2 separate regions of the Homo sapiens genome follow, and region 2 is linked to region 1. The links are chromatin contacts, found by Hi-C in ENCODE. All regions are on one chromosome and are shown on one strand. The core of a region is the stretch at or near the end of the contact, and the rest is flanking DNA. Distances in the headings are between cores, read along the strand shown. Region 1 holds the start of LINC03027 (long intergenic non-protein coding RNA 3027). Region 2 has its middle 79 kb from the start of ARMC3.

Region 1 (5,684 bases), core at 738-3,237:
GGGTCTGGTAGGGCATAGCCTTCTTGGACCTGAGCCATTCCTACTGCTGATGTCCACTGCTTCTCAATCGAGAAACAGCACGGATTCAGCTCTCAGATTTTGTAAACTGTGATTTTCTCCCTTATTCCTCAACAACCACCTAGCCACGACCTTCTTTAACTCTTCCCCCAACCCCGAAACTTTTGAGGAAATGACTTTTCTTATAATTTGAATGTTAATAAACCGTACCCATTTAGAAACTACAGTTTGATGATTTGGGGCGACTGTATACGTCATGTTGCCGCCGCTCCTATTAAGATATGAAATTGTCCCACCACTGCCCCAAAGTTCCCCCGCTCCTGTGCATTCCATTCTGTCCTGTTCCACTCCTTTCCCAGGCAACTGCTTTGCATCGCCACTGTTGCTTCTTCTAGAATGTCCTATAAATGGACATCAGACCGACTATGGCTTTTTGGGTTCTTCCCCCCACAGCATCGTGTTTTTCAGCTCCACCCACGTGGTTTTGGGTATTAATCCTATGGTAGAACTAGCTAGATGCTGGAGAACTCATTATGCGCCGGTAGGTAATTTTAACCTGCATCGTCTCATCTCTATTCTGTCACAATAGAGGAAACTGAGGCACGCCCGGCGTGTGGGCGTGTGAGGGGGCACCGGGCCGACTTCCGCCCGTCAGTAGGCCTGGACCTGCTGGCACCCGCTGTCAAGATAGGGCCTGGCGTCGCGGCGAGGCATCAGCTCGGGCAGAAGCACAGCCCAGGAAGTGGGCGCGTCGCAAGCTCCACACCCAACCAAACCCGGGCAGAGGGCTCGGTGGGCGCGAGGCCGAGGGCCCAAGAGGCCGGGGCCGCTACCCCCTCGCCCCTGGGACGGCCTCCGGGTCTCCTTGCTCCAGCAGACAGGCCCGCGGCGGCTACTCCGAGGCGCAGGGGCAAGGCCGCAGCGGGCAGCGGAGGCCGAAACAGAGAACACACACAACGCGGACCGACAGCAGTCACCGCAGGGGTCGCCGGGGCGCGGCTCTATAAAGCCTCGGCTCTATAAAGCCGCGCTAAGCCGCATCGCGCTGCACGTTTCCTTCCGCGCGGGGCCGGCGCTACTTCCCGCCTTACCAGGCCGCCGTGCCGGGAGGAGCTGAGACGTCTGCAAGGCCGCAACATCTCGCAGCAGCTTTTCGCCTGCTTCCTCCGCTCGCTCTAGAGGGCACAGCAAGGTGCGGGGCTCAACCTGCCGCTTCCCCAAGACGGAGGTGGCCGCCACGCTCCCGCCCGCTGTAAACGTCCGAGCGGGAAGAGCGGCCTCTGGTTTCTGTGGTATCGGCTTCTGGTTTCTGTGGTATCCGGAGACTTCGTTTCCCGGCGCGAGGGAAACAAAGATGCTGGCGTGGAGCGGCCTGCCCGCCGCTATTGTCTGGCTGCCTGACAGGGAGCGGCCGCTTTCGCTTTCTTCTGCCGAATGGAACGTGGTGACTCGGGAGCCGCGGAGCGCCTTTCGAGGCAGCTTTGTCTGCGGAAAGGGAGCGCTGCGGACGGCCTGTCGGAATGGTCACCGCCCGCTTTCCGCGGGAGGCGCGCCGGGCACCGCTGGGCGATTTCTCCGCCTCAGCGAAAGAAAGGAGAAGCCGGCATTTGTGGCCGCCCAGTCTTCGTTCCGATTTGAGCCCTGGCGTCGGCGGGAGGTGACAGTGCTGTCCGCGCGCACCCCCTCCGTCGCCGTCAGGGTCGTGCTCCTTAGGTTTCCTGCGGTTTTTCTGCTGCTCTGAGACGGTCTCTGGGACCAAGTTCTCACAGCATCGTCTTCTCCTCTCGCAAATAATCTTTTTATGATGTTTGTTCTGCTGAATCCACCGGACGCCTCAGACACGGGCCCTGACGGCATCGCCGGCCTGGGGGAGGCGTGGAGAGAGGGGAGGAAGGCGGGAGGGCTGTGGGGCTGCTAGCTGATTTGGGGATCCCATCATCTTCGAATTTTTATGCAGAGCCCATGGAAGCGCCTGGTCAGAGAAGCGGGAGGAAACCGAACCTAAGAAAGGGGCTTGGAGTCAGCAGTGAAGAATCTATTGTTTATTTTAGTTTTGTTTTTAGATTCAGGAGGTAGAAGTGCAGCTTTGTTGCTTCCAGGTATTGCAGAGTGGTGAAGTCTGGGCTTTCAGTGCTGCCCCCACCCAAATAGTGTCCTTTGGACCCATTAGGTAATTTCTCATCCCTCAGAGTGACTACTATTTAAAAGGCAGCTATTGTTAGAGCTGGCAAGCTGCAAGGGCAAAACAAAACAAAACAAAAAACAAAACAGGGTTGGGGGGAGCATAGAATATTTTTTTTTTTTGACAGCAGCGTAGTAAAGTTTGGATTTAGAGCTTTTTGTTACTGCCCATCTCCCATACTCCTGTTTTATTTCTCTTTGTAGCATTTATAACCTCCTGGTATGATAACGCATTTTACACGTTTATTGGCTTCTCTGCCCACTTGATTTTTATCTCCTTTTGGAGAGCAGGGAATTTTTTGTTCCCTGGAGCCTAGCAGGGTACCTAGCAGTGTTCTGGGGGCTTTGTAAATACTTGCTGAATCAGTGGAAAAAAAAGAAACAGGGCACATTATCTAAAGTTATTGTGAGACAAACATAAAACCAAAAGGCGAATGATGCAAGGAGAAGTTATCTCTGAACCTGCTCTTTGTGTTTTGGAGCAGTAATACATTAGGAATAGCTAAGAAGGGGTCACGCCAGCATTCCATTTTCCAAATAAGAAAGTGAAACAAGTGAGCTCTCACTTCTAGGATGCCTTCCACTTCATTAGAGGGATTGGTTCTCTGAGGTCAGCCCATCAAAAATGTATGAAGAAAATGGAAGCCATTTATTACTGTTCATCTGTTACCCTCAGACATATTCTCATTTCCAGCAGCAGGGAGTTAGGGTGGCATGCCTCGTGAGCAAAACATGGGGCTTGGGGACATTCAGAACACCTACAAGATGGTGGTGTACACAGTGCTTGGAGGCATATCTGGGGAGTGTTTCAGCTGAAAATTGGCCACATCCTCCTATTTATTACACGTTTCAAAAATGGCCCCACAGGTTGCACATTTATAAGTGGTGGATTTGTTTTGAGGGAAGTGAGCGGGAGTACACTTTATTTTGGAGTGAAGAGGATCGGAGTAGCCACCTCCTCTAAGAAACTACTCCAGTCTCAATCTCCATTCCTTTGGAACTTTTCGTTAGGAAAAGGCCACATCTTGGCAGGGAAAGTTTATAACACCTGTGTCAGTACTGCTGGAAAGCTCTAAATAAAAAAGTTAAAAATTTAGTGTATTCCTCAATCACCCAGTAATTATCGCATCCTGGTACACAAAACTGGAGGTATCCTTGGAGGTCATTTATTCAACAAGTACACTGTATTTGTTGAGCATTTTTCATGTGCCAGGCATTGTTCTAGATGCTGTAGATACAGCAGTGAACAAAACACAAAAGTCCCCTCTTTCATATTATTCCACTCCCAGGGCCCTTTCATCCTTTCACTACATCTTTCTTCTTATTTTTACATTTGCCACAACCACCTTCTTTGCTAGTTGGTTCCCTTTATTCACCAATTTTTTAAAAACTCATTTCTTCAGTCCCTCAACTCATCTGAGATATGAACATGTCAAAAATATATGATGAAATACAATTTAAAAGTCAGATCCTTTTAAAAAAAACTTTTAACCAGAATGAATCCATTTCTAAAAGTTTATTTTTTATGCCTGTAATATTTAAAAAGCCTAAAAATGATCTTGCTGGTTTTCTTCAGTTGAGTGTTGTGTAAGTGAAAATTACTTCACAAATCCTACTATTAGCTATTATAATCAAATCAGCTTTCACTCTTCCATGAGACTGTTTCCTTCACAAGACTTTGGTTGACCATAACCAATTTTATAGTAATATACAACAAAAAATAATGTGGAGAATAGCAAAATTAAACATATTTTTTTAAAAAATAGAGGTGTTCTTTCCCAGGATTTTTTTTAAGAGTAAATAATGTTAGCTTATGGGATTGTAGTGCACAGCACAGCCCCATAAGGAATATTCAAGCCTAATTTATCTCAGTTGTATTATCTCTGACTCTCTTTCACCGGTTTTCTCTAAACTTATTTCCTGTTACTCAGCCTAAAATGCTCACTGCCTCAAATGTTCCCTGAAGACTATGGCTTAATTATAATTCTTCCCCTTCCACATTTCACATTTAAATGTATCTTATTTCAGACTTGTTTAAACATTCTTCTGAACTATCCTTACTTCCCTGCCTATCCTCTTCATCCTAAACCGAGGAAGCATGCTGAGCTCCTCCCTTCTGTCCCCCAAGTTGCTCAAGCCTAGGAGTCAAAGCCAGATTACCTAAAATGCTAGTGATACTCAATGCTGGTAGACATACTAGAATCACTTAGGAGACTTTAAAAATACTGGTTTCCTGGCCTACCCCTGACCAAATAAATTAGAATCTACGGCATTGGAGTCCCAGCACTGATAATTTTATAAGGCTTCCCAGGAGATTCTAATGAACAGCCAGTTTGATAAACTGCAACAGGCAGCCCAAGTATCTGTCCTCGGCAGTAATTGTCAAACTTAAGTGTTTCAGAATCACCTGAAAGGCTTGTTAAAACACAGATTGCTAGACCCTACCCGCTGAGTTAATGATTCAGTAGATTTGGGGTAGAGCCCCCATATTAGCATTTCAAACAAGTTCACAGGTGATGCTGATGCTGCTGGTTCAGGGATCATTTTTTGAGATTCTCTGTTCCAAGACACCAACAGAAACAAAGACATGCAAGAAAAAAATGAGAGAAAAAAATTAGAAAGATTTTGATATTTCAAACAAAGCTTTGAAGTAATTATCAAGGTGCGAATTAGAAACGAGCTTCTTTACCTTTATGGTTTAGTGTGATTTTTACGTTTAAAATTGTATTTGGGAAAAGAGGACTACCATAATTCCTTTATTGTTAGGGGTAGTTTCTAGAAGTCTTAGGCCCTGTGCATTTTTTTTTCATATAAACCTCACCTTTCACCCTTCCATGAGAATGTTTCATCCAGATTTTGCCTGACCATAACGAGTCTTACAGTAGCCCACAACAAAACGTTTGTGGAGAACAGCAACATAAAACACACACACACACACACACACATAGAGAGAGCAAGAGAGAGAGTGGAAGAGAGAGATCTCACTTCCAGCAAAAGCCCATAAGGCAGAAATAGTGTTTATCTTGTTTTCTTGGTGATAGGCAAACCTTACCTTGCATGTTCAAGCCTGTGACAGAGAACTTGACACACGGAGGGCACGCAAATATCATTGCAGAAAACTTGTCCGAGTTGTGGAAATAAAGAGTACTTTGCTTTTGACTGACTTTCTCATCTGTTTTTGCAGTTTATGCTCTCTCCACCAGCTCATGAGATTACATGAAGAAAGTCAGGTGTAGGAAGCTTTCAAACTTGCCCAGAACCTTACAGCTCATTAGGTATAAAATGAGGGTTCTTGGCTCCCACACTCTATTTTTCTCTAGAACATGCTGTAATTCAAATGCCAGAACACTGGATCTGAAGGGAAGAGAGAAAAGATTTGATACTCTTTAACCCTGTAAAGTGAAATGGAAGAAAAACACACTGCAGTTTTCAAGTTCATGAAACAGAGTTACAAGAATTCAGATGCAATTTATGACACCCGAGGG
Region 2 (4,971 bases), core at 1,365-3,864, 410 kb after region 1:
ATATGGTGGCATCATTGGTGAGGTTTTCAAAACACTGGCATGACCTGCTATGTCCAGGATCTATCATTGCAGGCTAATTTAGATACAGTTCAAAGCAAGGGATGATGCCCTGTATTCAGTAGAATAATACGTTAGGTCAAAATTTGGGCTTTTTTGAATCCTTATGCTAATGGTTGAAGGTGTCCAGGTTCTCGGCGTCTTGATCAAAGATTTGGACAAAAGGCACAAACAAAGCAAGAAGAGAATGAAATAACAAAAGCAGAGATTTATTGAAAACAAAAGTACGCTCCAGAGGGTGGGAGTGGGCCCGAGCATAGGGGCTCAATAGCCCCATTACAGAATTTTCTGGGGTTTAAATATCCTCTAGAGGTTTCCATTGGTTACTTGGTGTATGCCCTATGTAAATGGAGAGGATATTTCCTATCATAGCTGAAGTGTTTCCATTTGATTTAGTCCTAGGAAGTCAGTGTGAATTGGCCTTATGTTCCTGCCTCCAGACCCTATTCTCCTGCCTCACTTTTAGCCTATGAAGATTTAAATCCCTCAAGGTCCCACTATTTTTTTCTGGCAAATATATAAATAACGAGCCAGGCATGGTGGCTCACACCTGTAATCCCAGCACTTTGGGAGGACAAGGCAGGCTGATTACCTGAAGTCAGGAGTTTGAGACCAGCCTGGCCAACATGGTGAAACCCCGTCTGTACTAAAAATACAAAAATTAGCCACGTGTGGTAGCACATGCCTGTAATCCCAACTGCTCAGGAGGCTGAGGCAGGAGAACCACTTGAACCCGGGAGATGGAGGTTTCAGTGAGCCAAGATTGCACCACTGCACTCCAGCCTGGGTGACAGAGCAAGACTATGTCTCAAAAAATATATATATATTATATATATATTTATATAACTTTGCATCTTTAATTTTATTATGCTTTCTTTTCCAGTTGTTACATGTGAGCACTGTTCATATCTGTGAATGCTCATTTTATATTAAATGTTTAAAACTTAGTCTTTGATACCATATATTCTTTAATTAGATAAGACGTAAACACAGTTTTCATATATATACATTTTTTTCCTGAAGCCAATCTGTCCTATTAGTCAAGCAGCTCTTTTACTGAGTAGATGTCTACAGATAACATTACTTTAGAGCTGATGACGAGTATGATGCCCGTGCAGATATTTTTTGTTTGTCCTTAGAATGCCCTTTTGCTATTTCCATGGGAATGTGGTCATGCAATTAATTAGCCAATTTGAAAGTACTTCCTCTGACAAGCTAGCCACCTTTTTAGTAAGAGTGTAAATGAGCAATCCAAGGGACAGGTATTCAATTCACTAATTAATTTAAATGCAAAACCAAAGACTTCCAGGGATCATATTTCTTTCGTAAAGCAAATAGACATTTTATCATTAATAGTTACATTGTGGCCATTCATTTAATTGTAAATAGTGCCCAATATTAAGGGTAAATTCAAAAAACAACATTAGATATGAAATGCATTTGTATACTAGTGACTGAACATTTCCACCAATGGGTTTTCAGTGGCAATTTCCCCATGATATTATCAAAGAGATTTTGTTCTACAGTTTTAAGAGTGCTCTTGTATCTTTCTAAACCTCAAAAGAGAAAATATACGGTAGAATGCATCATGCATACTCATATCTTAGCCATATTGGTGGTTGACAAGAATGTCACTTGCCACTTAAGATGTCATCACACAGGAGGATAATGATTGCAACCTGTCCCCTCGCAAAGGAAGCATATCTGGGCTTGATAATATAGTCAAATAGATCCTATGTGATGGGAATTGAAGGCCACTGCAAAGCTCTCTGCCCCTAGAAGCGCCATTCCTACCGGCTTCCTATGGAACTGTCAGCCTCTCTATTTTGCCTTAAACACTTTTATGTGCATCATACTGTCCAATGAAACAGTAGTGACTGGTAAACTCTGCAAGTGGCATTGAATATATGGATCTGAAAGTCAGGATGGAGGTTCGAGTTGATGCTACCTATTCCAGATGAAAGACTTCCCAAGGAGGGTGGGCAAAGTGCAATGAGAAGATGTCAAGGTGGCGGCCTGAGGGATACTCATGTTCAGTGGCAAGAGGAAGAAGAGCCCGTGAAGGAAACGCACATAGATGGGCAGAGAGGGAGAGCACAGAGAGAGAAGAGGAGTGAATGGAACCACAAGAGGTAAGAAGCTGCTGGATCAGTGTTAGTGGTCCCAAGTGGGAAGTGGCTTGGGGTGGGGAGTGGAAGAAGGAGGAATAAGCTGGAATGTGTGGGTAGGCAGGGGACCTTAAGACCAATCCAAATGTTCTGCAAATGTTCTTAGGTCTGGGTCCGGGTCACCTTCACCAGAAGAACCTATTTCCCTTCCCAGGGGACAGACTCAGGAGGGTCTAGCCCACATACACAAACCAAGTTATATTTCAACTGGCAGAATCAGAGAAGCCTTCTCAGGAGGCATGGCCAGATGCCACGTTGCATGTGAGGTTAAATAGGAAATAACTCAGACTGCAAAGCCAAGTTTAGAATCAGAAAAACAACTAATCAGAGCAACAGCAGTGAGAACAATCTGTCCCGGAGCTGGAGCAGAGGCTGCCGGGCTCTGACAGTCACAGGCGCCGCCCTGCACAATGCAGCCATTATGACTGCCCGGCACCAACGTGGCTGAGCTCCAACCACAAGCCCTTTCATCCTGGAAGGTCTCTGTTAGGAAGCAGAGTCTGGTAAGTAGAGAGAAGTAGAAGTTTAAACGCAAATCAGTGAGTGAAAAAAAGGGAGAGAAATCAAAAGGTCCAAACTGAAAACCCAAATATTTCCTTAATTTCAAATTCTACAGTAAGTGGAGTAATATTATAAAATATTAGGGAACTCTGAAACAAAACTGCCATGCAAACAGAATATTTGCATATTTTGTCATCTAAGAGGGAGACGAGCATATCATAAATCATAAAAAATGATTTATGATATGCTACTTATACAGCAAAGAGTTTATTTTATTTTGAAATGGAGTCTCACTCTGTCGCCTAGACTGGAGTGTGTAGTGGTGTGATCTCAGCTGCAGCCTCCACCTCCCGGGTTCAAGTGATTCTCCTGCCTCATTCTCCCGAGCAGCTTGGATTACAGGCACCCGACACCATGCCTGGCTAATTTTTGTATTTTTAGTAGAGATGGGGGTTTCACCATGTTGGCCAGGATGGTCTCGAACTCCTAACCTCAGGTGATCCACCCGCCTCGGCCTCCCAAAGTGCTGGGATTACAGGTGTGAGCCACTGCACCTGGCCAAGAGTTGATTTTAAAGAATGGTATCCTCTCCTATGAACTAAGTTATAGGTTACATGATAAATTAATCAATATTTCTATAGAGATACACAAAGACATAATACTGATCATTTATTCATTTGTTCCTTTAACAAAAGTTGATTGATTGCCTACTTTGTGCTTGACATTTTGTCATGTGCTAGGCAGACAATAAGGAACCAGGCCCTTACAGGGTCCCTATGCTCACAGGGCAGCATTCCTTAGCAAGGGGAGAAAGACATCAGTCAAATAATCATACTAATAGTTGTAAAACTGAAGCCATATTGAAGGATATTTTATAGTAGGGAGACTTTCTAACTGCACCAGACCAATCTGGCTCAACTTTTACATAACAAAGTTGTGAGTTGTTTCTCTATTGCCAAGAGCCCCCGAGGTTGAAGCTTATGTAACCTGACCATGCCCAAGTGTGCAACCACAAGAACCTAAATGCTCAGCCTGAGGAGCAGAGACTGAATTAAGAAGCAGACACTGCACCAGGCACGGTGGCTTACATGTGTAATCCCAGCACTTTGGGAGGCTGAGGTGGGCGGATCATGAGATCAGGAGTTTGAGACCATCCTGGCCAATACAAAAATTAGCCAGGCATGGTGGTGCTCGCCTGTAGTCACAGCTACTCAGGAGGCTGAGGCAGAAGAATCGCTTGAACCCAGGAGGCGGAGGTTGCAGTGAGCCTAGATCGTGCCACTGCACTCCAGCCTGGGCAACAGAGCAAGACTCTATCTCAAAAAAAAAAAGCAGCAGCAGGCACCGCATGGCAGAATCCAGGATCCAACCAGATTGAGTGCGGTCATCACCTCATGGCAGGATCCAATCAGCTCATGCCTCCTGGCATCACCTCATTGTGAGATCCAATCAGATCACACCTCATTACCCTATGCTTATAAAACCTGCCTCAGCACCTAGCTCCAGGAGACAAACTTGAGCATTTCCTCCTGTCTCCTTGTGAGTTAAATGACAATAAAGCTTTTCTTTTCTCAAAAGCTGGTGCCATCATATTGGCCTCTGTGTGCATCAGGCAGCAAGCCCATTGATTGCGTGGCAACAATTTGACAATCAGAGCCACAAGAGAAGTCTTTGCTAGAAAACTGACATTTCCAAATAGAGGGAACAACACGAGACAGGTCCTGTGGCATGAAGAAGCATGACCTAAACGGCCACCAAGGGCATCTATCTCAGGAAATAGCAGGATAAAGAATTTTCTCTTTATTCTTAGAGCAATGGAAGCTGTTGAATAGTTTTAGCAGAAGAGCTGCGTTCTCAGAATTATGTTTCTAAAAGATCACTCTGGCTTCTGAGTGGAGGAGAAGGGTAAAGTATGGTTACAGGATGAGTAGTGTGGTGGTCTAAGCTGTGGCAGGAAGAAGCAACTGACATTATACAGGCTGGGACTGATGGTTGCCTGGGTTAGTGTGGAGATGGATTTGAGAGGTATTTAGGAGGTAAAATGAGCAGGACAAGGTGTTAGAATCAATAGTGGGTGAGAGAGACAGGGAGGTTATGGATGATGCCTAGATACCTGGCTTGTAGAACAGGAAAGATGGTAGTATCTTGTGCTGAAATAAGAGAGGTAGAAGAAGAGCATGGATTGGAAGGTGGGAAGATGCGTGATTTAGGTAGGAACTTTTGCTGTGCCTTTGTGATGTCTGCA

The links. A loop is a pair of places that touch in the nucleus more often than their neighbours do. Pooled maps may share reads with other maps.
Region 2: a loop to region 1 is called in a map of ascending aorta, with 2.1 times the contacts of the local background. The contact joins the enhancer-like site here to the promoter of LINC03027 in region 1. A Hi-C loop is called at or near these places in 3 of 168 maps with a recorded cell type or tissue (Right ventricle myocardium inferior, aorta and ascending aorta) and 7 of 50 pooled maps.

Annotation. Positions count from the first base shown.
Region 1 is chr10:22,435,942-22,441,625 of GRCh38, forward strand. It overlaps LINC03027 (long intergenic non-protein coding RNA 3027), which reads right to left and starts at 1,988. Exons shown (of 1, transcript NR_036533.1): 1 at 1-1,988. It overlaps LOC105376449 (a long non-coding RNA gene), which reads left to right and starts at 1,134. Exons shown (of 4, transcript XR_001747392.2): 1 at 1,134-1,210. RefSeq lists a silencer at 736-915 and enhancers at 1,386-1,435, 1,402-1,902, 1,736-1,895, 1,903-2,403.
Region 2 is chr10:22,847,022-22,851,992 of GRCh38, forward strand. No RefSeq gene overlaps it. Among named protein-coding and RNA genes, the nearest start is that of ARMC3, 79 kb to the right of the region's middle. Within about 2 kb of position 2,615, at least 21 of the 41 ENCODE cell types and tissues checked have a DNase peak (open chromatin) inside an H3K27ac peak, as active enhancers do; they include ascending aorta, where a contact is called at or near this core.